Linked DNA regions of Homo sapiens: region 1 is linked to region 2. The links are chromatin loops, found by intact Hi-C in ENCODE. Cell type or tissue: mammary epithelial cell. All regions are shown on one strand. Each heading gives the region's core, and the rest is flanking DNA. Links, peaks and the distances in the headings are about the cores only. Region 1 holds the start of LINC00518 (long intergenic non-protein coding RNA 518). Region 2 overlaps LOC100506207 (a long non-coding RNA gene).

The links. A loop is a pair of places that touch in the nucleus more often than their neighbours do. Peaks named below come from ENCODE experiments on the same cell type or tissue, not always from the same donor. Only the 100,000 strongest peaks of a DNase experiment are listed, where the experiment ranks them.
Region 1: a loop joins it to region 2, with 21 times the contacts of the local background. A loop is called at or near these places in 1 of 110 quality-filtered maps.

Annotation. Positions count from the first base shown.
Region 1 is chr6:10,424,780-10,437,139 of GRCh38, reverse strand. It overlaps LINC00518 (long intergenic non-protein coding RNA 518), which reads left to right and starts at 2,318. Exons shown (of 3, transcript NR_027793.1): 1 at 2,318-2,627; 2 at 2,714-2,892; 3 at 6,827-9,355. It overlaps LOC107986564 (a long non-coding RNA gene), which reads right to left and starts at 10,712. Exons shown (of 2, transcript XR_001743960.1): 1 at 10,380-10,712; 2 at 8,859-9,057. It overlaps MIR5689HG (MIR5689 host gene), which reads right to left and starts at 2,811. Exons shown (of 4, transcript NR_132993.1): 1 at 2,736-2,811. RefSeq lists an enhancer at 2,268-3,467 and a silencer at 10,727-10,996. In mammary epithelial cell, for the core only: a CTCF peak has its summit at 7,327 (motif pointing right); DNase peaks (open chromatin) are centred at 6,929 and 7,319; H3K27ac peaks cover 2,489 bases.
Region 2 is chr6:8,619,766-8,632,125 of GRCh38, reverse strand. The region is part of intron 3 of LOC100506207 (a long non-coding RNA gene); the gene reads right to left. Among named protein-coding and RNA genes, the nearest start is that of HULC, 26 kb to the left of the region's middle. RefSeq lists enhancers at 3,746-4,945, 11,956-12,360. In mammary epithelial cell, for the core only: no CTCF peak of the experiment used is centred there; a DNase peak (open chromatin) is centred at 4,465; H3K27ac peaks cover 1,802 bases.

The sequences.
Region 1 (12,360 bases), core at 6,373-8,872, 1.8 Mb before region 2:
AGGCGGAGGTTGCAGTGAGCCACGATCAAGCCACTGCACTCCAGCCTGGGCCACAGAGGGAGACTCTGCTTCAAAAAACAACAAAGACAACAACAACAAAACAACAACAACAAAGAATGTAAGAGGGGCCAGGCGGGCTGGCTCACACCTGTAGTTCCAACGCTTTGGGAGGCTGAGGCAGAAGGATCACTTGAGCCCAGGAGTTTGAAACTGGTCTAGGCAACATAGTGAGACACTGTCTCTCCAAAAAAAAAAAAAGTAAGAGGGGACATAAATGTAGAAGCTGTAGACATGAAAGAGATAATAAAATTTTTCTATTTACAGGCAGTTTTATAAAAATGAATTACAAAATATAGATGAGATATGTTCTATTAAACATATAAGGTATGGTATACTACAGTAAAACACAATTCTTAACACATGTGTATACCATACCTAGTGCACTACACCTTGCTTTCTTCCTTAACAATATGTCTTGGAAATGAATCTGTAGAGTACATAGAGAACTGCCTCATTCCTTGTAATGACTGAATGTTATTCCTTTATACGACTGACCCATCATTTATTTAAATGTGTCTTATTGATAGCATTTAGACTGTTTCCAGTCTTTGCTATTATTAAAAAAGTCACGATATATAAACCCATCATTTCGCACACTTGCAACTCCATCTGTAGGATAAATTCCAACAAGTGGAGTCGCTAGGTTCAAAGGTGTGCTCATATTTATTTGGATCGATTTCACAAAGAAGCTATACCATATTACACTACTCCCATCAAAGTATAAGAATGCCTACTGCGGCCGGGCGCGGTGGCTCATGCCTGTAATCCCAGCACTTTGGGAGGCCGAGGCGGGCGGATCACGAGGTCAGGAGATGGAAACCATCCTGGCTAACACAGTGAAACCCTGTCTCTACTAAAAATACAAAAAAATTAGCCGGGCGCGGTGGCGAGTGGGCGACGGAGCGAGATTCCGTCTCAAAAAAAAAAAAAGAATGCCTATGGAGTCTCCTAAGAACAGCATCATCAAGGCCACCACATTCCAATATCTGTTGCACTTCTCTCATAAAGCTGAGCACCTTTTTCTTGCTGCATAGCCTTGTAACCAACTCTATTATAATAGAACTTGTTCCTCATCATCAGCAAGTGAGCATTTGCTAGCTTCAGATCTGAAACTTTCATTTTCCACTAGTAGGCTTCCGAAAGCAACCCTCTTGGTTCACGGATTAGGTGAGCCAGAACGCCAAATAACTTATAATTGAGAAATAAAAATAAAACTAATGCGAATGAGAATTTGTCTCCAAAAGTAGAAATTTTTCCATCAATGTCTCTCTTTCCACAACTTGCATTTGTGAAATTTAGAATGAATGTCGCAAGTAGGAAAAGACTCATTCTGTCATAGTAGAATCTTTGTGTATTTCTTAGAATACTTATTGTAGGTTTAAATTGAAAACAAAATCATCCAATTTTACACTTATTAGGGAAGAAAATAATCACAGCAACATATAAGATGTTGACAAAGGGCCGGGCGCGGTGGCTCACGCCTGTAATTCCAGCACTTTGGGAGGCCGAGGTGGGTGGATCACGAGGTCAGGAGTTCGAAACCAGCCTGACCAACATGGTGAAACTCCGTCTCTACTAAAAATACAAAAATTAGCCGGGCGTGGTGGCGCGTGCCTGTAATTCCAGCTACTCAGGAGGCCAAGGCAGGAGAATCGCTTGAACCTAGGAGGCGGAGGTTGCAGTGAGCCGAGATCGCGCCACCACACTCCAGCCTGGGTAACAGAGCAAGGCTCCGTCTCAGAAAAAAAGAAAGAAAGAAAGAAAGAAAAGATATTGACAAAGAATGAGTAAAGTCCAACACATGAGCTTTGACCAAAATTCCAACAGATGGCAGTATTGGCCAACTTTTTCCTTAAAAACGTAGGTGTTTTTTTTTTTTTCCAAGATGCTAATTAAACCTTGTTAGACGCGATAGATATATTTTCTGTAATTCCTCAATGAGAATTCGTATGTGTAGTTTATTATACGTTGTGCTCTATATTGTAAAAAATAACAAAAACCCTGAAGTGGTAATATCGTAGGCAATAATAATGGAATAACCGAGGTATGAATGAACAGTTTTGAGCACTAAAACACACTAAGGGCTTTGTTATGGACTGAAATGTGTCCTCTCCCCAGAGTCACAGGATTATGAAGCCATAATCCTCAATGTGACTATATTTGGAGCAGGGGCCTTTACAGACATAATTAAATTAAATGAGGTCATAAGAGTGGGGCCCTAGTCTGATAGGACTGGTGTCCTTACAAGAAGAGGGAGAGTCCTCAGAGAGTCCTCTCTCTCGGCATGGACACAAAAGAAAAGCCATGTGAGGACACAGAGAGAAGGTGGCTGTCTACGAGCTAGGAAGAAAGGCCTCACCGGAAACCAACCCTCACAGCAGCTCCATCTTGGACTTCCAGCCTCCGGAACTGTGAGAAAATAAATGTTTGCAATTCAGGTCGGTTGTATTTTGTGAAGGCCATCCTAGCAAATGAATACTCCTAACATTGTCTCTTTAAGAGCTCACCAGCCTGAGGTAGGAATCATTCCATCTGTGTTACTAATGAGACCGCTGAGGATCAAAGGGGTGAGTAAATTGCTTAGCAGTGCCTAGGTTTTATGTAGTGAATTTGGCTAAAATGGTAGAGCTCCCTGATTCTAACCTCCCTGCAGGTTTTCCACCACATCCACTCACCTCTACATGGCGAAAACCAAGGGTTCACTCTCTGTCTTCAGGGAGCTCCACCCAGCAGCAGCGTTTGACAGAGCTGTTCACTTCCTCTTCCTGGAGCTGTGGCTTCCAGAGCCCATGCTCAGCAGTTCCCCTCCTTCTTCGACTGCTCCTCTCTTAGGTGAGTTTTGTTGGTGTCCTTCATTTCCCTGACTCTAAACATTGGAGACCTCCACGTCCAGTCTTGGGCCTCTTCCCTGTTCATCCACAAGCACTCCCTAGGTGACCTCAGCCGTGCTTATGGTTGTTGGCCACAGCGTCCAAATTGACTTTGCTGCCTCCACACTTGTCCCCCTGCCCTGACCGAGCAGCCAAGGTGACTCTGTTAAGATACGAAGCAGATCACGCCATTGCTTGACTCAAGCCCCTCCAAAGTTTCTGCTCTCAGAGGAAAAGCTAAGGTCTTTTTTTTTTTTGAGATGGAGTTTCACTCTTGTTGCCCAGACTGCAGTGCAGTGGTGTGATCTTGGCTCACTGCAACCTCCACTTCCCGGGTTCAAGCGATTCTCTTGCCTCAGCCTCCCAAGTAGCTGGGATTACAGGTGCACGCCACCACGCCCGGCTAATTTTTGTATTTTTAGTAGAGATGGGGTTTCCCCATGTTGGCCAGGCTGGTCTCGAACTCTTGACCTCAGGTGATCCACCTGCCTCGGCTTCCCAATGTGCTGGGATTACAGGCATGAGCCACAGTGCCCAGCCAAGCTAAGGTCTTTATAATGTCTCCCTTCGGTACCAACAGCTCCATCCCCCAACTCCCTTCAATTCTCAATTTCTCTTTGGCGTCCTCTGTAGCTCCTCTGTCCTTAGCTCACTCATGCCTACCACACAAGCCAGCCATGCTTCTGCCTCAGGGCCTTTGCACTCACTGGTTTCTCTGCCTGGAATGTTTCTCTGGTAATGCAGATGCCACCATATCCTTGGAGACATCCTTATCTCAACTGCAAACCACCCTCCCTCTCAGCACTACCTAACGTCTTTGTTTATGTTTTTCCTTCAGCCCATACCATTCATTATCTACCATACTATATATTTTACTTACCTTGTTTATTTTCTCTCCTCTGGAATACAAAGTCCACAAGGGCAGAGATTTTTGTCTTTTGTTTTCATGGTTCTAGGCTCAAAACCTGTAACAATGCATGGCACACGGAAGATGTGAGAATTTGCTGAATAACTGAATGGCACCATGTTGCCTCACCTAAGGATAATGACTAAGAATAGGAAAAATTTACTGTGCAAAGATCAGTTCTTAATAGCTGTCTACATCTCAGAACAAAAAAAATTAGATGTAAACCATTGCACAAAGGATTAGATGAAATTTTTTTGAAAAATCAGACATTGGAGGTAAGTATTGCCATAAGCCATATAAGCAAAACAATCAAATCTCTGGAGACACTGGAAAATAAGATTGATTGTAAATTTGCTGCTGACGTTTACCATTGCTCTGCATAAATGCAAAAGGAAGCGCTGGCCAACTTCTCATGGGTTTCCAAGTCCAGGTGTCTAAAATTTGGCAGAGCTGGGAGGACTGCTTGAGGCCAGTGGTGCAAAATAAGCCTGGGCAACATAGTGAGATTCTGCCTCTAAAACAAAACAAAATAAAAGACAAAACAACTAATTCTGTTTTTTAAAAAAAAAAAACACACAACAGCAAACTTGACTATAAAGATTATTGCTGGGCACGGTGGCTCAGGCCTGTAATCCCAGCACTTTGGGAGGCTGAGGCGGGTGGATCACCTGAGGTCAGGAGCTCAAGACCAGCCTGGCCAACATGGTGAAACCCTGTCTGTACTAATAATACAAAAAATTAGCCGGGCATGGTGGTGCATGCCTGCAATCCCAGCTACTCGGGAGGATGAGGCAGGAGAATCACTTGAACCTGGGAGGTAGAGGTTGCAGTGAGCCGAGACTGCGCCACTGCACTCCAGCCTGGGCAACAAGAGCAAAACTCCGTGTCCAAAAAAAAAAAAAAAAAAAAAGATTATTATATATAATCATTCAAGGCCTGTATGACTCAGTTCCCTTAGAAAAATGTCATAATTTTTATATTACTGAATATTATTGGCGTTATTTGTGTAGCCCACTTAAGTGAAGTCAATAACATGATTAAGTGGCATATTATCTTCATGTCAGTCAAACGTTATTTGGATTTTATAAGTTAGGGTGAGATACAAATAAGTGAAAATACTTTTTCTAATGAATAATGATGAATCTAAAATAGGATTGACTTGGCTGGGCATAGTGGCTCGTGCTTGTAACCCCAACACTTTGGGAGGCTGAGGCAGTAGGATTACTTGAAACCAGGAGTTTGAGACCAGCCTCGGCAACAAAGGGAGAACTCTTCTCTAATAAAAATAAGAATAAAAAATTAGCCAGGTGTGGCAATGTTCACCTGTGGTCCCAGCTACTTGGGAAGCTGAGGCAGGAGGATCGTTGGAGCACAGGAGTTCAAGACTGCAGTTAGCGGTGACTGCACTCCAGCCTGGGCAATAGAGCAAGACCCTGTCTCTAAAAAAAAAATAATAATAAATAGGACTGGCTCGCATATGTATGCAACTATTTTGTTACCAGTGACAGAATACATGTGATGATGTTTTCTAGTCTTGTGACTGGTTTCTTAGTTGTATGTTTTATTTTTAGAATTGTTGTTTCCAGGCTGTGTTGTTTGGAAACTCAGCTGACAGATGTATGAATCTGATTCCAGAGTCTCTGAGAGCTGGAAAGGGCCTCAGAGATGGTTGGGACTGATACTCTTGCATTACAGGTCAGGAAATACAACCCAGAGACAAGATGAAACTTGCCCAAGGACATAACAGCCAGCCTGTGGCTAGGCTGATACCAGATTCCTGTTCTTCCCATTCCAGTCGCATGCTACTCAGGAAACTCATCAGCATTCCCGAATATTGAGTGTTTCCTACCTGTTACATTAGCAGTTTTTGAGAAGGGTATATATTGTAGTTAAATTAATCAGCTTTGGGAAAATATGGGTGCAGCATGGGAATAGAGACTGTCATTTGAGAATCATTGCAGAAATGACAAAACCCTGAGAATGAAGAATGGGCCTGCAATAGTCCTGGCACTTTGCTCTTCCACCAAACTGAACTGTAGCTCAAAGGACAATGACTTCACGTCTGTCACTCTAAAGCCTGTTCTAAGATCACATCCCCTCTGGCTCTCCCTAGATACTTCTGATTATAGTTGGTAATCATGCCCATTAAATGTCTTTGGTTTCTTGGTACACAGAGAGAAGGTAAATAATGGGTTCATGATTTAGGTAAGAATACACAAATATTTTTCACACTATAAATCTGTTTTCTATTCAGTTAAATATTAGACCATCTGGTAATGGAGAAAATGTTTGAAAATCCACCTAGTTAACCTAAAAGTTTGCATTTCCTGCCTTTGGGGCTTTGAATTTTTAAGTTACATGTCTTCGTAGATGGTGATCAGGATAAAACTAATATCTCTCTTAGATGAATCAAAATTCACCCCCTTGGGCAAGGGAGGGACCCAGCCTTTCTTTAAACATGTGGTTGCCTGAGAGTTGAACAAAACTGGAATAGGGAGAGAATGGCTTTGCCATGCTGATCATGGTATTGTGGAGATTTAAGAACTAGTGGCCAGGCGAGGTGGCTCACGCCTGTAATCCCAGCATTGTGAGAGGCCAAGGCAGGTGGATCACTTGAGGCCAGGATTTCGAGACCAGCCCGGCCAACATGATGACCCTGTTTTTACTAAAAATACAAAAATTAGCCGAGTGTGGTGGTGTGTGCCTGTAGTCCCAACTGAGGCATGAGACTTGCTTCAACCCAGGAGGCGGGGGTTGCAGTGAGCCGAGATTGTGCCACTGCACTCCAGCCTGGGTGACAGAGTGAGACTCTGTCTCAAAAAAAAAAAAAAAAAAAACTAGTCAGAGCTGTTGAGGTGTTGAGGCACCTGCTACTGATACACACTATAAACGTGGAAGATGATTTTCATTTTTGTAGTCATGAGCAGGATACTGTATAATGTATAATTGTTGGACATTAAAGAAAACAAACTCCTTCTTGTCTCCTTAGGCTCAGAGCCACTCAGACATTGGGAAGCAAGTTTGTCAAGATGACAGAGAACCGAGGTAATGGATTCGAGTGATGAAACAGGAAGTTCATTCATGAGTTTTTGGCCACACCTCCAAAGTGACGACTTAGCCAGAAATGGGATAACTGGGTTTCCCTACTTCTCTTTTATCATCCTCAATGAGAGTGACCAAATATTAGAGCTAGATGGAACCTTAGTGAAAATCTGGCTACTCGTCCCGTCCCACCAGCCTGCCACCCATTTCAAGTTTGAAGAGACAAAGACACATGGACCTTATGTAATTACTGGGGATTACCCCAGGAGTCTGTGGCAAAAGTCAGCTTCTTCCCTCCCTGCTTCCCCGCCCTGTCTCTGGTACTTTCTACCAACACTGGGCTGTTTCTGTGATCACACTTAAGCGTACCTAACCTGCGAATGCTGTATAGAAGGTGCTAATGAACATGATTTAGCTTTAACACTCAGTTTTCTAAAGGGACACGTGGGGGCAGCAAATGTTTAGGCAAAAACAATTCCAGTTCTAGCCTCTACTGTCTACATATGTGTATACATTTGGGAAACGTTTGGGAAAGGGATATTTGAGAGCTTCTTTTTCTTTTTTGTGGTTTAGTTATTTGATGATATTGAGATTGTTTCTGAGCCATGTGCTTCAACATCGGATTGGGGATTTCAGAAAAAGTTTTAGTCACTGTGATTCCATTTAGCTTCCAAATGTGTCTCTGCTAAGAGACTTAAAAGCACTCATAAATAGCACGTGTGTCTTCTTTGCAGTGTTTGCTAATTTTGAGTCACATCTTTTTAGAAAATCATGAGATTTGGTGTCACAGAGACTGGAATAAATATAGTCAAACTTATTGGTGAAGATTTCCTTTAGCTGTTTTCATAATCCATTTCCATTGTTATGATTATTGATGAATAAAACATTTTCTTTAGGTAGATACTTCTTTTTTCCCCCCACCTTGATTTAATGTTTCCACTCTTATTGTCAAGTTTCTTATTACTCCCTAATAACTCTCAATAAAATAATGATTCCTGGGAGATTATTCCTGCTTTCCTACTATCACCTGTTGATTTGAAAAGACAGAACAATACCGTAGAAGCTTCACTAATACATTGAAAGATAAAATGATAATACTAAATACTAAAATATGAAAAGTGATACTAAAAGTGGAGTCCTGGCACTAGTATTTTTTTTTTTGAGTCTTTAAATTTTATTTATTTATTTTTGAATTTTTTAAAATTATATGTTATGTTCTGGGATACATGTGCAGAACGTGCAGGTTTGTTACATAGGTATACAGGTCTGGCACTAGTATTTTGTTGCCACAAAATATCAAGCATGTATCCAAACTGCTCAAGACACATTAAAGACACAGGTAATCTGTAGGCATATTCAGGCTTGTAGTTTGCATTTTTTGGTTTTCTTGTGGCTTTCAGTGCAAGTTGAGGTAATTCATGGGAAACAGTCACCAAAGAAGTGCCAGTATTAGAAATCCAAGAGCCATTTCTCTAGCTTCTTCCAGAATCAAGACTTTAGAGGTAATTTCTATCAACACTGGACATTTCCTGTCTGCAATTAACAATGAACACATAGCATTATGTTTAATTGCAACCTGTTTAAAGCAGATTGGATGCTAAGGTTTAAGAACACTCTTCAGTCAAAAAGGTCTTTTAATCAGGTTTTTAATCTTGAGCACAATCTAGGACACAGCATCATAGACTAACTCATTCGAGAATAGGTGTTGTCATCTAATCCTAACCACCCCCACCACCAACAAGCTGAATAGCTCTGGGCTCAGTATATACATTTGTACTGGGCTCAGTACACACACCTAAGCTGGGTTCAGTATATGCCACTTTATAGTGAGAGGCATTTTGTAATGAGAGCTCTGGGTTCACTATATACATTTGTACTGGGCTCAGTACACACATCTAAGCTGGGTTCAGTATATGCCACTTTATAGTGAGGGCCATTTTGTAATGAGAGCTCTAAGGCTCTAAAATTCTGTGTTTCTGCTAGTTTCTTCCTCAAGATAAAACTGTGGAACTCATAGTGAATTCCCTCTCTTTGGGCAGTTTGAGCCAGGCCGCTATTTAATCACAACATCACAAGTCAGATTTTTCCTACCTAGTGTTGGCAGTGGAACACACCAGAACTGCTAAGGCCAAGGAAATCCCATTTTTTGAAGAGGCTTTCCTTTGTTAGCTTCTCTTTCTAGTAGTAAAGGTAAAAGAAAAATAGATGTTAAAGATATAAATATCTTAGGGGGTTTTTATTGGTATAAATATTTGTACACAAAAAGAATATGTAATGTAAACTGGATATGTATTTTTTACATTTTACTTAACCTGAATTTTACACAATCTTTGCTTGAATGCTCCAACAATGAAAGGAGAAAATATGTATTTAAACAATTTTTAAGTATTTATTCTTTATTCAGGACACTTGAGTTTCATTCAAGCTATAGTTTTAAAATGTAAAAATGCTGAGAAATTAAAAGCAGTCAAATGCTTTTGTCTGAGTCTTTGTTCAAGGAAGTATCTTAGACAACTTTGCCTTAAAAGTTCTTGAGGCAAATGAAAACCAGTTTTTCAGAATTAGAAAGACCACAATTAACTTAGTATCCTATAACTTTGGTGTTTTAAAAAGTAATTCTCAAAGGGGTGAGTCAAGTCAGAAAGAGAACTGTGTGTGTAAATTGTCAGGTTTTGACGTTTGTTTCCAGCCATTTCCAGAGAGAAAACTTCATTTTTATTCTTCTCAGCAGCACATTTCAAAGGAAAATTGTACAATTCTTATATTCACAATATCACAGCTAAAATTATCTAGTATAAAGACTCTACGATTTACATCGTAAGATTCAGAAAGAGCACATTTTGAGTTTGAAAACAAATGAAGTGATATGTGCTACGTCAATTTTTTTAAAAAAACCTCATATACTTGATCAGGCCTTATTAAATTGTCAACTTAAGTTTCTAATGCAACTTCCTGTGTTGACATAAATACAGAAAAAACAATACCATTTGAAGAGTGCCTCCCCAGGGTTCCAGAGCCTGGAACAATTTAATAAAACAATTAAGTACTGTGTTATTGGGGGTGGGGGGGGGGGAGGAATGAGCTTTTAAAACCAAACCAAAACAAAACCAAACCTCTCCAGACTGAGAATCTTTGAGTTTTGAACATGTGATTGGAAATCCAGAGGTAGCCTGCCTGTCATTTTGAGATCCTTGATAAGTAACCTTGCACAGCCTCAAGAGACTCATGGGCACGGCACTTTTACTGGAGAGCTCTCTTTTCAGCAACACGTGCAAAAGTGGTAAGGTTCCATTATTAAGACATTGCCAGCGATTAAAACATGGAAATCTGACAAGTTTTAACAGCAATCGAAGTGTATTCTTTTCAAGTGTGTGGTTTTGAGAAAAAGCAGTGGAGTCTGGAGTCTGCAGGTCCCGTCGGGCACATCAAGAGGATGTGCTTCCTTTAGGAAGGCAGGAAAGGCAAAGAGAGTGTCTCCACTTTAAAAAACATGGCCTTACCTCATATTGCAAAATTAAAGTGACAAATCCTGGAGAAAATCTCAGAGCACGCATTACAACCAGTCCCGCCATTAGTCAACTAAGACAAACTGAAAGTAAACGGAGCCTTGTCCGAGTCTATCCGCGACCCTGGGCCCCTCCAGGCAGTGGGAAAACCGGGCGGACACTTCCGGGCCTGCACAAAGGGAACCAGGACCGAGCCCTGGAGACTAGCTGGGGCTTTGCGTGGCAGAAAGTTTCGAGGCTTCCGGCCCAGACTTTCAGGAGACTTGCATCCATTTAGGAGACTCTCTGTCTCCACCAGCCTCTAAATTCTGAATGGGAATAAACTCAATCGGCTCTCCACCCCCCTGCCCGCCCGGGTTTGGCGCCAGGGCGCCCTCCCGGCAGAGGCCCGAGCGCAGCGTGAACCGCCAGCCCGGCTGGGGCGCCCTACACTCGGCACTGCAGTCCCCGCCTCCCGCCGCAGCCCAAGGGGGCAGGCCTCGGAGCCACCCAGCTGGGCCACCCGGGAACTGGCTGAGTCCGCAGAGCAAAGGGGCGGCGGCGGCGCCGAAAGCTGGAGCGCGCTGCGAGCCAGCGGCCACCGCACCGCCGGGAAGCGACGCCCACCTGTTTGCTCAGATATTGCCATTTCCAGGCCATGACACCTGCACCCTGAATGGTGACTAGCCTTCTCACCCGAGGCAAGGCCGAGCCCCGGGGCACACATCCTCGGGTTGACTACGTGGCCAGAGGGTCAGCGGCCCAGACCTCCAGCTGCGTGCAGAGCAGCGAGCCCAAGGCGCGCTCGCTTGGCTGTGGTGCCTGAGGCTGGGGCTGCTGCAGCTCCCCGAGGCCCGCTCCAGGAAAAGACATCCGAGCCTCTCCACCTAGCCACTCAGGGACCTTTACGTACAAATGTAGGACACTTGCCTCTCTGGTGGGGAAAATGTTGGAGAGGGTGCTGCCATTGGGTGCGCGCCTGGTCAGCGAACTTAATCTAGCGAGTTTGGGATGGGGAAGTAGGATGGAGAGGAGAGCGAAATTTCACTCCCTCTAATTTAGCAGGAGGAAGTCCATGATCGAGGATTCCTGGCTTTTCGGACTTGAGATTCAAAGAACAAGTCCCAGGCGCATGGGCTTAGCGAACGAGACTGAGACGTTAAAGTAGCGCGCTAGGAGTTGGGAAGGGAGGAAAGAAAAGACAGAAGACGGGAAACGAGAAGAAGAATCGCAGAGGTGGAGTGGAGTTATGCCCAGTCCAGAGTAAACTTTATTCTAACCTAGAGGCTGTCTTGATTTCTAAGATGTAGAGACACCCTATGCCGTGCTTCTAAACCAGTGTCCCGGGCAAACGGTCAACGCCGCCAAGAGATGTCGCGAAACGCTGAGTTATTAGGCTCTTGCTTAGCAGTGCTGTTGGACTTGTTCTTAAGTTGGCTAATTCGAATGCAGAGCGGTTTGAGACGTTTAGCTTTGCATACCTAGGGCTGAGACACGCCCTGTTTTTCAAAAGGGGGACTGATAAAGCCGGGGTCTCAAGTTTTTCACAAGGCCAAAGATGAGGAGTGGCTGCAGTTTAGAAAGTCAATCCCAAAACTCTGCTACAGATCGAGGCAGACTTTCCCTAAATGGTTCCCAAATCTGGGTTTTACTCCCAGATATTCTGATTTCTTTGTTGTGTTGAGCCGCTCAGGCATCGCGACTTTACAACCCTCCAGCTGACTCTAATACACAGCAAAGTTTGAAGGTCACTGCCCTAAGTCACCCATTACCCCCAGGAAAGGTTTTTTGGAGAAGGAGCAAGGACCTTCTTCCATTTAGCTCTTGGCGATTGTGCCAGCTTTGGAACTAGCTCCCCAGTCATTGAAAAGTACAATCCCTCACCTTACAGGTTTTTTGTTTGTTTGTTTGTTTTTTGCACAGTGACACAGCAAAACATTGACTCTCCACTGGCATCAGACATACAGGAATTATGAAGGATGAAACCATCTCCCCC
Region 2 (12,360 bases), core at 3,524-6,023:
TGAGCATCATCTAGACCTCAGTTAAGACTATGGACCAGAATACCTACATGTGGCTTCTCCATTGATTTCTTGGGCTTCCTTTCAATATGGTGGCTGGATTTTAGGTTGTGATCACAAGAGAGAGGAAATGGAAGCTGACCATTTCTTAACACCTGGACCCAGAAACTGGCATGGCATCACTTCTACTACTGATCAAGCAGGCGCAGAGTCCAGACTCAAGTGATATATACCACATCTCACAATTAGAGGTGTCAAGGATTTGTGGACCAGAGTGGTATGCTCATGTCCTCATCAAAGACCTAATTGTTGGCAATTACTTTGGACCTGTTCTGCCCATTCCAAGTAACTTTGGCTCTCTAATTTCTACCCAAGTTCTCATTGCCCATAACTATAAAGCTATAGCTCTTGCCTCCTGCCCTGTTCTCATCATTTTTTACTTCTTTATTGTCCACTCAGTTCACAACCTGATGGCAAATCTCCAATCCCCTGCTCTTGCCTAATGGGTGCTGGTCATTAAGCAGGGGGATGATGCTGTTTGGTGGATGAGCAGAAAAAGGACTATGGGCTATGCTGAAGTGGAAACTGGAAGGAGAATAGCTAAGGGAAGGTAGTAGAAAGCTTTTCATAGTCACTAAGGTCTAACACAGAAATCATTCCACTGACTTCTGGAAGGAAGCCAATACAAATCTAGCTTATCTTTTAGTGTTAATTTATTATAAATTCAAGTGTTAACTGGCCCAAACAAATCATTATTGCCAATTTTCATACAGCAAAAACAATTAAAATTTTAATGACAATCATATAGAAATAGCAAAAGCTCTAAAGATGTCATTTCCAACATCTTCAGATGGAATTTCCCATGGCAACCAAATGGAAAGTGATAAAAATTGTTTAATATAATTAATATGTATGTCTTACATGGAAATGTATAGCACTAAATCAGTGAGAACAATGAGACTGTATTTTAGAAATAAAATTAGCAATTGAAAGATAGGGATCAGCCACGTAAACCTTACCTACGAGATTTTACTCGTTTTTATGCTTGCTTGTTTTCTGTTTTTTGCTTCACTTTTTGTTTTGGAGGGTTCAGTTATTCTTGTTGTTGCATAATATTTTAAAAAATACTTGCACACTTTTAGAAGAGTGGATACAAGATTTTAAGCTGATTTACTTAAATTTAATTATGCAATATAATCTCCATTTAATAGATATCCCATCAGTTCCCTTTTAAATGCCAGCCTGATGTTTCTTTTGAATGTGATCACATGCAGGTGACTGGAGATGCACGTCAGCTTTGCGTGGGTTGTATTTGAGGCTATATGCTGAGACTTTGGATTTAAGAAGTTCTCAGTAACATCTGAGATTCTATGATCACCTACCTGTCTGTTAGGTTTCAGTACACTAGAAAGTGAATTAGCTGGGCATGGTGGCTCACATCTGTAATCCCAGCACTTTGGGAGGCCACGGCAGGCAGATCCCCTGAGGTCAGGAGTTCGAGACCAGCTGGGCCAACGTGGTGAAACCCCATCTCTACTAAAAATACAAAAATTAGCCAGGTGTGGTGGCAGGTGCCTGTAGTCCCAGCTACTCGGGAGGCTGAGGCAGGAGAATCACTTGAACCCGAGACGTGGAGGTTGCAGTGAGCAGAGATCATGCCACTGCACTCCAGCCTGGGAGACAAGAATGAGACTGTCTAAAAAAAAAAAAAAAAAAAAAAAAAGAAAGAAAGTGAATCAACCCATCCAGAGCTACGATACTTTGGGGGAAAGTGGAGGGAAGTGAAGGAAACTGTCCTGTAGGACTGGATAAGCCAGATGGGAGCCAAATATCCACAGCTCAGGGTGAGTGCACTAAACTGAAAACTTCTAACAAACTCCTTAGAAACATTGTAAAATAGAGATCAATGTTAACTAACACTTCATGGAAATCTCATGTCTTGAGAAAGCAGAGATTTTTCTTGATGGCAAGAGAAGCTGGGCAGCAGATAAGCTTAGGCCACTTGAAGGTCTCTGTACTGTTCCATCTGCAAACATGAGATCCAGGAGATTCAGCTGTTACCATGGTTTTAGAACTTTTGTAGAGTCTTGAAGGAGGTCATTCCAGGGATGAATGAAAGATACATTGATCTTTGACTTAAAGCATGCCACAGAAATATAGGGATTGAGAGCCTTGGAAGTGGACAAATGCCAACATTAGGAATCGTTCACGGAATCAAAGTTCTGAGGCCTCCATTCTCTGGCAGATTACCCTACTCTCCTAGATAAAACACATGGCAGAGTAAAGAATCCCCAGGATATATAGGCCAAGAGATAATTCTGTCATTGGCAGTTAGATAGAAGGTCAACACAGAGCATCAGGAGACCACATGGCCATATTAAAGCATCTTGGATGTCATCACAAACCAGGATCAGGGCTGTATTCTGTTATTGAAGCTAAATACAGAAGAGAGGGTGGGGAGGGATGGAGACAGAGGGTAAAGCAACTGTACCAAGGCTCTTCTGTGACACCATCATCATTCTCTTAGCTCTTGATGTTGAATGTCTCCAGGGTCTTTCAGATAAGGCCTTTCTGAAGGCCCCAGCATCCTTCAGAAGAGGGCTTCAGACTTTTTCTCCTATTTATTAATGCTTAGTACCTAGCTATTTAGGCACTTCACATTTTTTCTCCTATTTATTAATGCTTAGTATTTCACTGACTCCAATGGCTTTATAAGATGAAGACTCTCAAGTTTAGAACACCAATCCAGACCCCTTCCTATGCTCTAATCTCATATGTTCAACTGCATAATCAATATCTCTACCTGATGCTTAATAGGCATCTTGAAGTCAACATTGCCAGAAATAATACAGTGGTGACTCCTTCTGAGATCCGAGGCCCAAAAGATAAAATCCTACGAGATGAGGATAATTAGGTTCCTCATACTCTACTATACATCTCTAAGCAAACCCAATGTTTGGAAAGTGTGCCCACAGATTAGCTTATAGACATCAGGATCCACAAAATTGCTGTGACTACTTCTACACTCTTGGACTCCAACTATAAATAAATGACAGAATGCCAGACTGCCCAAGATCAGGGAATAAAGGAGACACTCCCACATTGCCTTTATATGTGATTAAGATGTCAGGTTTGTTGACCATACTCACTACAGGCATGAACAATTCAAGTGGTACAATATGAAATAGCACAGTCATAATAAATGCCATGCAATGAATTCTCATAAGTATCCCTTTGCATGACTTTAGGCTAACATAAATGCTGAAGCAATGGCTAATATTCAGTACAGCTGAGATATTTCCTGGCAGCTGCTGAAGAAACATGGAAAATGGACCAATAAGAACAGGCTGAAGAAGGCTGAAGTCAGCAACGAGGATGATAATTTATCAGAATATTTGGTACGTGACAACTGTTATAAAAGGTAAGGGCATGTACAGTTAATTCATCATTCAGCAATTTGATCAATGAAAGAGAAAGAAAGGAAGAAAGAGACAGAAAGAGAAGAAGGAAGGGAGGAAGGAGAAAGAAAGAAAGAAGGAAGGAAGGAAGGAAGGAAAGAAAGAAAGAAAGAAAGAAAGAGAAAGAAGGAAAGAAAGAAAGAGAAAGAGAAAGAGAAAGAAAGAGAAAGAAAGAGAAAGAAAGAAAGAAAGAGGAAAGAAAGAAAGAAGGAAGGAAAAGAAAAGAAAGAAAGAAAGAAAAAGAAGGAAGGAAGGAAGCAAGGAAGGAAGGGAGGGAAGGGAGAAAGAATCAAGAAACAATGTATCTGAAATATCAGTAAGGTCCCAATAGGTGCTCTGTCCTAGTCAGTTTGAGCTGCTGTAACAGAACACCATAGACTGTGTGCTTAAACAATAAACAGTGATTTCTCACAGTTCTAGAGGCTGGGAAGTCTCCAGGCATTTATGCTCAATCCTTGTACTTTGCTTCTTGGACTGCCCCAGCATCTCAGAGTAAATTTCTGCCTTTGTTTCTTAGCTAATTCTTACCAAATTCTACAGAAAAGTCAAGAACAATGAGGACAGAAGAAAGAACTAAAAAGAATACAATTATTGATGACTGTGATCCCAGCAAAATGCTGAGTAAATTAGACTGAAATTTCAAAGGATTAAAATAAAGATTGTTAGAGGATGAATAGAGCGGGTTGAGAACATTTATTTAATACATGTCAGCAGTTAAAGCAAAATGAAATAAAATGATGGCTAGAAGAGGCAGACTATAAAAGGAAGAACTGTTTAAGAAAGGAGAGCCTGAGTGTTTGAAGGCAAGGAGAAAGGAATCGCTGTAATGAGAAAGACTTAAATCACAGTCAGGGGAAAAAATGAGCTTCAGAGTGAGATACCTCAAAATAACAACTGGACAGAACCTAGGACACAAATGGGGAGTGTTTGTTATAGTGAACAGGACTCAGCATGAGAGCTTAGCACAGAGGAAGAGATGAGTAAGAGAAAGAGATGAAAGTGGATGTTTCTGCAATGACTAGGGTTGGACTGTGAGAAAGAGGAAGTAAGAGTTAGTTTGGAACAGGGCCACAGGTGAAAGCAGTAAGGAATCAGAAGGAATAAATAGAAGAGCTTCCAAGAAGAAGCAAGTGCCAACATGTAGCTGGAAACAACATCTGCCATTTAAGTCTACATTTTTCTAGAAACAGAATTTAAAGCTATAAGATACCTCAGGAATGTTTTTATTTTTCCTAGTGATAATCTATGATCTAAAGAGAGGTGTGAATAATGTATATTTAAGAATTATTTTAGATTGGGGGGTTGATGTTGAAGGCTTATCTAAAATCAAGAGACTTCAGGAGTCTAGACTGATGTGTATGAGCCACTAAAACTAGAGACAGCCTCATCATTCAGCTGGGGAAAGATGATGTCATCAAAAGACATGAAATACTGGGGCAAAATAAAATAAACTAAAAGGGAGTGTGGATCAGGAGAGGAGAGATACTGAGAGTTAGGTTCAATGGGGATAAAGAAGAGGGAGACATGGCAAGCAAAACAGTGTGTCTGCAATGAGCCCACCAACTCAGATTTCAGCGGTATATGATGAGCAATTCCAGAGCATGGCAGCTAAACAGGGAGAGTGGAATGCTGCGACTGTTGATACTATGAGTCCGTAAAGCTTGCTTGATGAACTTTCAGTAAGAAAGCCAATGTCACTGAGAACAATGATCAGAAAGGAAGAATAAATGAATCAAATATTCTAATAACAACTAAGGAGGGTAAAGTCTGGAACAGACTCAAGGTTGACTCCCATCCGTTCCACTTAACAGTTATCTTTGGACAAGTTATTCAACATTGTGAGCTTCATTCTCCTCTGCTACAGAATAGAAACAATAAGTAGACACCTCTTAAGTATCATGATGAATAAATAAAATAAGGCACGCCAAGAGCTTAGCATGGAACCAGCGCAGAGTAACTCCTCAGTAAATGCTAGGAAATACCATTAGAAGGACAAAAATCAAATGCGGGGAGCCCTCCAGGGCAGCTAGAATGATTAAGAAAGGAAGCATAAAGAGGCATCTGGAAGACTTTGAAAGATAAGGAATGATGGATAGCTGGCAGTGTTCTGGAAAGATCCATCAAAAATGGCAGAGGGAAGGGCATGTGTCTGTTAAGACATGAGAACAAAGGAAAAAGTGAAAATGAAAAATGGGCTCAAGAGAGACAGAATTTCCCCAGTAGCCAATCAAAGACTTTGTAAGTCACAATCAAAAGAAGTAGGGGAAATGAGGGGGAAAGTATAAGGCAGTGGTGAACGCCCAAAGAAGAGATGAGCAGGAAAATGTTAGCTGTCGCGAGCACTGGAAAAGACTAGACGTGTCTAACTCCTCTCATCGTCAAGACCCAGAAGACATCTCCGCTAAACAAAAGGGGGAAAAACATCTGCTTCTCAAAGACAAAGGACCTGAATGTTTGTGTTCTGTTATCCCAAGAGCCAAGAACATGAAGTCAGGTGTGTGATGTTCCCCTTCCTGTGTCCATGTGTTCTCATTGTTCACACCGGGGCCTGTTGTGGGGTGGGGGGAGGGGGGAGGGATAGCATTTGGAGATATACCTAATATTAAATGAAGAGTTACTGGGTACAAGCACACCAACATGGCACATGTATACATATGTAACTAACCTGCACGTTGTGCACATGTACCCTAAAACTTAAAGTATAATTAAAAAAAATACACCTATTATAATAAAAGATTTTACTCTCCTGGAAAAAAAAAAAAAAAAAAGAACATGAAGTCAGAAAGAAAGATCACATAAGACATCATCGCATATGTGCTCACTAAGACCAAATAAGCTTTCACAGAAGTCTCATCCTCATAACTAGAAAAACACTACGTAGACCATTTTATGTTGCTTTTTTTTATTTCGTGTCTTTATTTTTCTGTCACCATGCTCAGGCCTCTCAAACATGTTTAAATAGTTGTGGTTTAACATTAATGAGGTACATGATCTTGATCTGCTAATGATACAGATTATGTTTTCCACCCCAAATATTGATTATTGTATGATGTAAGTAGTATTGTTCTGTTAAAATGCAGAACAGGTGAAAGCATCTTCCTACAGAATTCATAAAAATGTGAAGAATCTATGTGAACTATCTCTACTATTAATATCCACCAACCTTAGCTACAAATTCATCTATTTCTATTTTGGTATCTTCCATCATCCTTTTATCTTCCACTTCAGAATAAACACTTTTAGATTTTACTGGGCTACAGAACTTTTATTTTCTAATCATTCACTGCCATCCAAAAACAAAAGTTACCGCATGTTTTATAGTACATCACAATGGTGTTTGTGAGATTATACTGGGAAAACTGGAGGAGTGGGGGGAGGGTTCTATCTTTAGGCCATATCATTTACATATGAGAACCTAATACTATTTAAATAAGTGAAAATCACAGCCTTCCAACACAAAACCAGTTATTAAAACATTTCCATAAGCAAAATATTGAATCTTAAACTGAACTTGCACAAAATGGAAATGGACAGAAGGGCAGGTCACTAAAACAGTATTGTTTTAATCTTTTCCATGATCCTTTATATCCATGGATTTCTCTACATTCTCCCCTGTATATTTTATAAAAATCACTTTCAGGTTTATGGAAAATGGAGCACAAAGTGAGCAGTTTTTTAAAAATGAGTTGCATGGAAGAAAGAACAGCAACTAAGATTTTTGCGATTAATTTGATAGACTTCCAGTAGGAAGTATTTAGTTTATCTGCACATATAAAATGAATATTAAAATATTCATACCCCAAGGCTACCAGCAAAAGTAGATAACAGCTGTTGGTCTAAAATGTGGTTTCATTATGCAGAGATTGGAATAAGCTTGTAATTATGAATTAAAGCTGGAGCAGTTAAAAAATGTTGAGTAGATTTTCTAACCTCAACATTTAAAATCAGTTTTCTGTTAAGAAATAAAGTGTTCACAGCAATGGGCTTTCAAGTGGTATCAGCAATAGCAGACTTGCTTTTGCTCACCTCAAAGAAAAAAATGCAATAGATCCTTCACGTAAATTTCTTAATGATTTTTTTCCTAAAGCAGGTTTGATTATCTTATACTGAGTCCATATTCCAAACAAAACTCTAGTTTAATATTTGTTTTAGACCTGAAGACCCACTAATACAAGGAAACAAGGGTTTAAAATGTATTTTGGTTAATAATGCACATTATGAGTTTTTTATGTGTATGTATTCTTTTCCCTGGGACATGATACCACTACAACAGATAATATTTTTAAGGTAGTTACACTATCAGATTAACAAAATGAAGTATTATAAATAATATAATTTTCTTATTTGAAAATCACTGAAGTTAGAAATATATTTTTGATTGCATTCTGGTAGTAAAAAATAGGATAATCTCTTTTCCTATTGTTCAAGTAATAATCCACTGAGAATTGTGACTTTAGTTTAAAGCAATGTAAATAATATAAACTCTCACGCACACACACACACCCAACATAAACAAATTATATGGAACAGAGTAAAGCATGGATTTTCTCTCTCACTGCTCCCCTATTACAATCTGTTAAAAAACAGGATGGATTATTACTGGAAAGAAAAAGACAGACTATGACTGAACAATATGAATAGTGACTAAGAGATGCTTTTACCTTATTGTGACACATTTCGTTAAGAATTACAAAGCATTTTAAAAATACTTTCTTAGATTAAGTGTTATTATCTGTTCTTCAAAATGAAGAAATTTGGCTTCAGAAATTATGTACTAGACCCAAGATGAGTAACAGTTAAGTACTACAAAAAAAAAAAAAGATAAGAAACTAAGAAACTCTGTGTCCATTATTTGCTGTGACATTAACTTTCAGCTAAATTATTTGCGTCTTGGCACAATGAATCACATTTCCGTGCTACTTTTTCCTTTTAATACTATACTAATATTCTACCTTTCTGACTCTAAAATGTGCCTAGAAAATGAAGGGGAGAGTTAACACTCTAACTCTCCTCTACACATTCCACCTCCCTGAATCAGATGCAGGTAGGACAGCAAGGCAGACAGCACAGAACCTCTGCAACTGTTCCCGTAGCTCCAACCAGCACCTTGAGTTTTGAGCTGCTCATGCAGAAGGAAGGGAGAACAGAAACAATGATCTGAATCACATTTTTAAAAAATCAGACTATTTATTTTAAAATAATCTTAATAGTATAGCTGAATTGGAAAACAGAAAAAGAGAAGTTCATCTTTGTTATACTTTATGTTTGACAGCTTTAAACATTGTATGCCAGGCCGGACATGGTGGCTCACGCCTGTAATCCCAGCACTTTGGGAGGCCGAGGCGGGTGGATCACCTGAGGTCAGGAGTTTGAGAGCAGACTGACCAACATGGCGAAACCCCATCTCTGCTAAAAATACAAAAATTAGCTGGGTTTGGTGGTACGCACCTGTAACCCCAGTTACTCGGGAGGCTGAGGCAGGAGAATCTCTTGAACCTGGGAGGCAGAGATTGCAGTAAGCCGAGATCATGCCACTGCACTTCAGCCTGGGCAACAGAGCGAAACTCCATCTCAATCTCTCTCTCTCTCTCTCTCTCTCTCTCTATATATATATATATATGCTGTGAGTGTATTCACTCTGTTCCTGGAATGGAACAGTGGTAACAGAGCATCCAAAGATGAAAGACAAACCACGCAATGGCAAAAACCTGCCATTCTCCATGGAGCTCCAGTAATATATTCAATAATTTGTGTAGACAAACAGGCTTCTAAATGCCTTCCTTGAATAAATGATAACCATGAAAACAAATTGACCTCAAATATTTAAAAGTAACCTACTACTTTATTACCAATGTATCAGCAGATAAAAATAATTGCTTATCATAAAGATGACTTTCCAGTTATCCTTAACAGGAACCAAGAGAAACTTTGATGAGTGTAATCAATCTAAAATCTGTTTTTATGCTCATCCTAACAGAAGTTGTAATGCAAAAATTAGAATCTAAATATTTCTTAGATATAAAAACTTTTATAGCTGAATTATAAGTGAACATAAAGAAAAAGAGAGTATATTTCCTTCCCCAAAACTCAAATAAATAAACAATAAAATAGTTAACATAAGTATATAATACTTTGATGGTTTACATTAGATAATCATGTTAATGTTTTAATTAGAAGCTCATGGGTAATATTAAATACAAATGTAAACATTAAAAAATTTTCTAGTTATATTGTGGTGCCTTTTTTCCTGAGATAAAATGCCAATATAAAGGTAGTAGATAACATTAAAAGAAACATCAAAAATGTTGAAAAGAATTTCTTTTTCCTTGCAAATGCCAACACATAATTATATGGCAAGAACAGAACTTGTGTAATTTTTTATATAAAATAAAAGAAAAAACACCTTGAGAAATAACATCAGCCCTTAGAGCATCTAAATACGGTTTAACATCTTTGAAAATACCACACAAATATTAATTAATCCTCACTTAAAAATGGAGGTAGATAAGCATGATCATCACCCTCTGATGAAGAAATAGACAGTGTGGTCAAGAGTCTAGCCCAAGGACTTAGGCTGGGGTCATCTGTCTTCAAAAGTGTGTAACTCCAGAAAAAATCAGGAGGGAGAAGACATACTTCAGATTGCAGTTGTTTCTAAAACATTAGGGTTTCTGTTTATGGCCTGAATCTCACCCATTTATATTAATTGAACACCTTTCTTTAAGGATAGCACTCAGCCACACAGACATCCTGCGCTCTTTTAATTGAGCCCCTTTGGGGGAAAGTATCGTTTAAATATAACAATATATTCAGAACCCTAAAATAATTTGATCTATAATAAATTCTTAAGCAAGAGAGGAAGACCAGCCTGGGGACCCTGGGAGGGGAAGATTGCCAGGTACGAAGTCAGAGATTCACAAGGAAGTTGTAGAAGCTCCTTCCCTGGAGACTTTTAAAAATAGACTAGACAGCCCTCTCCATACCTTGGTGTAGGAGGCCCCATTATACTTTGCTATTAAAGAACTTCACTATAGGTTTCCTTAGACTTGATTTTTTAAAAAGGGAAGAAAAAAATGGGAGGAGGGGAAGGGAAAGCCACCTGGTGTGAGGAAAATTCAGTTTAATAAATGCCTTTGATAGTTTATTATAATATGAATTCTCTGATTTTCACGCTGATTTTAAGGATAACATCTTTAAGGGATTTAGATTCTGATATCTACTAGGTTTCTCTGCTTTACATTTTTATTACTATTTTGTTCACTATATATTGTGCTATTTTTATAACTTCAGTATATACCAGGTCAAGCAGAAATTGGAAGTTGTGTGGATATTTTGTATTTTTCCCTATTTTAATGCCATAATTCCCAATATAATTGAATATATATGAAAACACACACCCCTAGATATATAAAATATAATAATAACTTTTCAGGAGGAACAATCAGCATTTTAAATATATCTATCTTCTAATTAATAAACTATGGAATATAGTCATCACAAATTCCACATACCTTTCACCTTCAATTATGATTGAAGTTTGAGACACATCTTTTTCTTATTAAAAAAAAAATAAAAGAAAGAAAAAGAAAATGCTTCTGAGTTCATTCTGGATACTCGAATGTATGCTGAGCATTATGGAAACGATATTTTTTATCACCCACGCTCAAAACTTTGACAACTTTTTTACCTTTATGATTGACAGTATGTATTTGAGGCCTTTTGAGGACTACGGAGATTCTTCTGCATTAACTATTTGGTTATACTCATCATTTCTTTCTTAATTGAGTTACCCATTAGCATTTAGATAAGCTTCTCTTGAAAGTAAACTAGATGCTTTGGACAGATAGTGTTAAGCAGCTGAAAAATAGTATTCATTTGACTATGTCACAACTTCTAGAAAGTTCCACAAACTGTTCTAAAAGGTTTGGCAATTATATTACTTTCGTAAGTTTCTGCATATAGTATTTTTTAATACCCTATGATGCTGCAGCTGAATCATAGAGTAATCTTTCTGAAAATACTTCAAAAACTCCATTGGGGTCCAAATTCAAGCTAAAATTCATTATGGAGCAACAATGCAAAAAATAACATAATATGTCCACCAGCTACATCATAATGTATAAGTACATTGTAACGTAATTTCCCACCTAGCAGCTGACAACACTTTTTATCCTAATTGTGAATTCATCTATATTTAATAAATATTAATCAAGGACCCAAAACATGCTACCCATTACAGAGATTTCAGTAACATTTTAAGCTTTCCAAAGCATCACACATATTTATCCTTGGTATTAGTTTTCTATTGCTAATGTAACAAATTACCATAAACTGGCATCTTACAACCTAAGAGTGCTAGAAGTCAGAAATCTGACATGAGTTCCACTGAGCTAAAAATCAATGTGCTGGGGTGGTGGCTGGCAAGATGGCCAAATAAGAAGAGCTCCGGTCTGCAGCTCCCAGCGAGATCAATCCAGAAGGTGGGTGATGTCTGCATTTCCAACTGAGGTACCTGGTTCATCTCACTGGGACTGGTTAGACAGTGTGTGCAGCCCACGGAGGGTTAGCCGAAGCAGGGTGGGGTATTGCCTCACCCAGGAAATGCAAGGTGCCGGGGAACTCCCTCCCCTAGCCAAGGGAATCCATGAAGGACTGCTATCTAGCCCAGATACTATGCTTTTCCCACAGTCTTCACAACCTGAAGACCAGGAGATTCCCTCGGGTGCCTATACCACCAGGGCCCTGGATTTCAAGCACAAAACTGGGCGGCTATTTGGGCAGAAACCGAGCTAGCTTCAGGAGTTTTTTTCATACTCCAGTGCCGCCTGGAACACCAGTGAGACAGAACCGTTCACTCCCCTAGAAAGGGGGCTGAAGCCAGGGAGCCATGTGGTCTAGCTCAGCG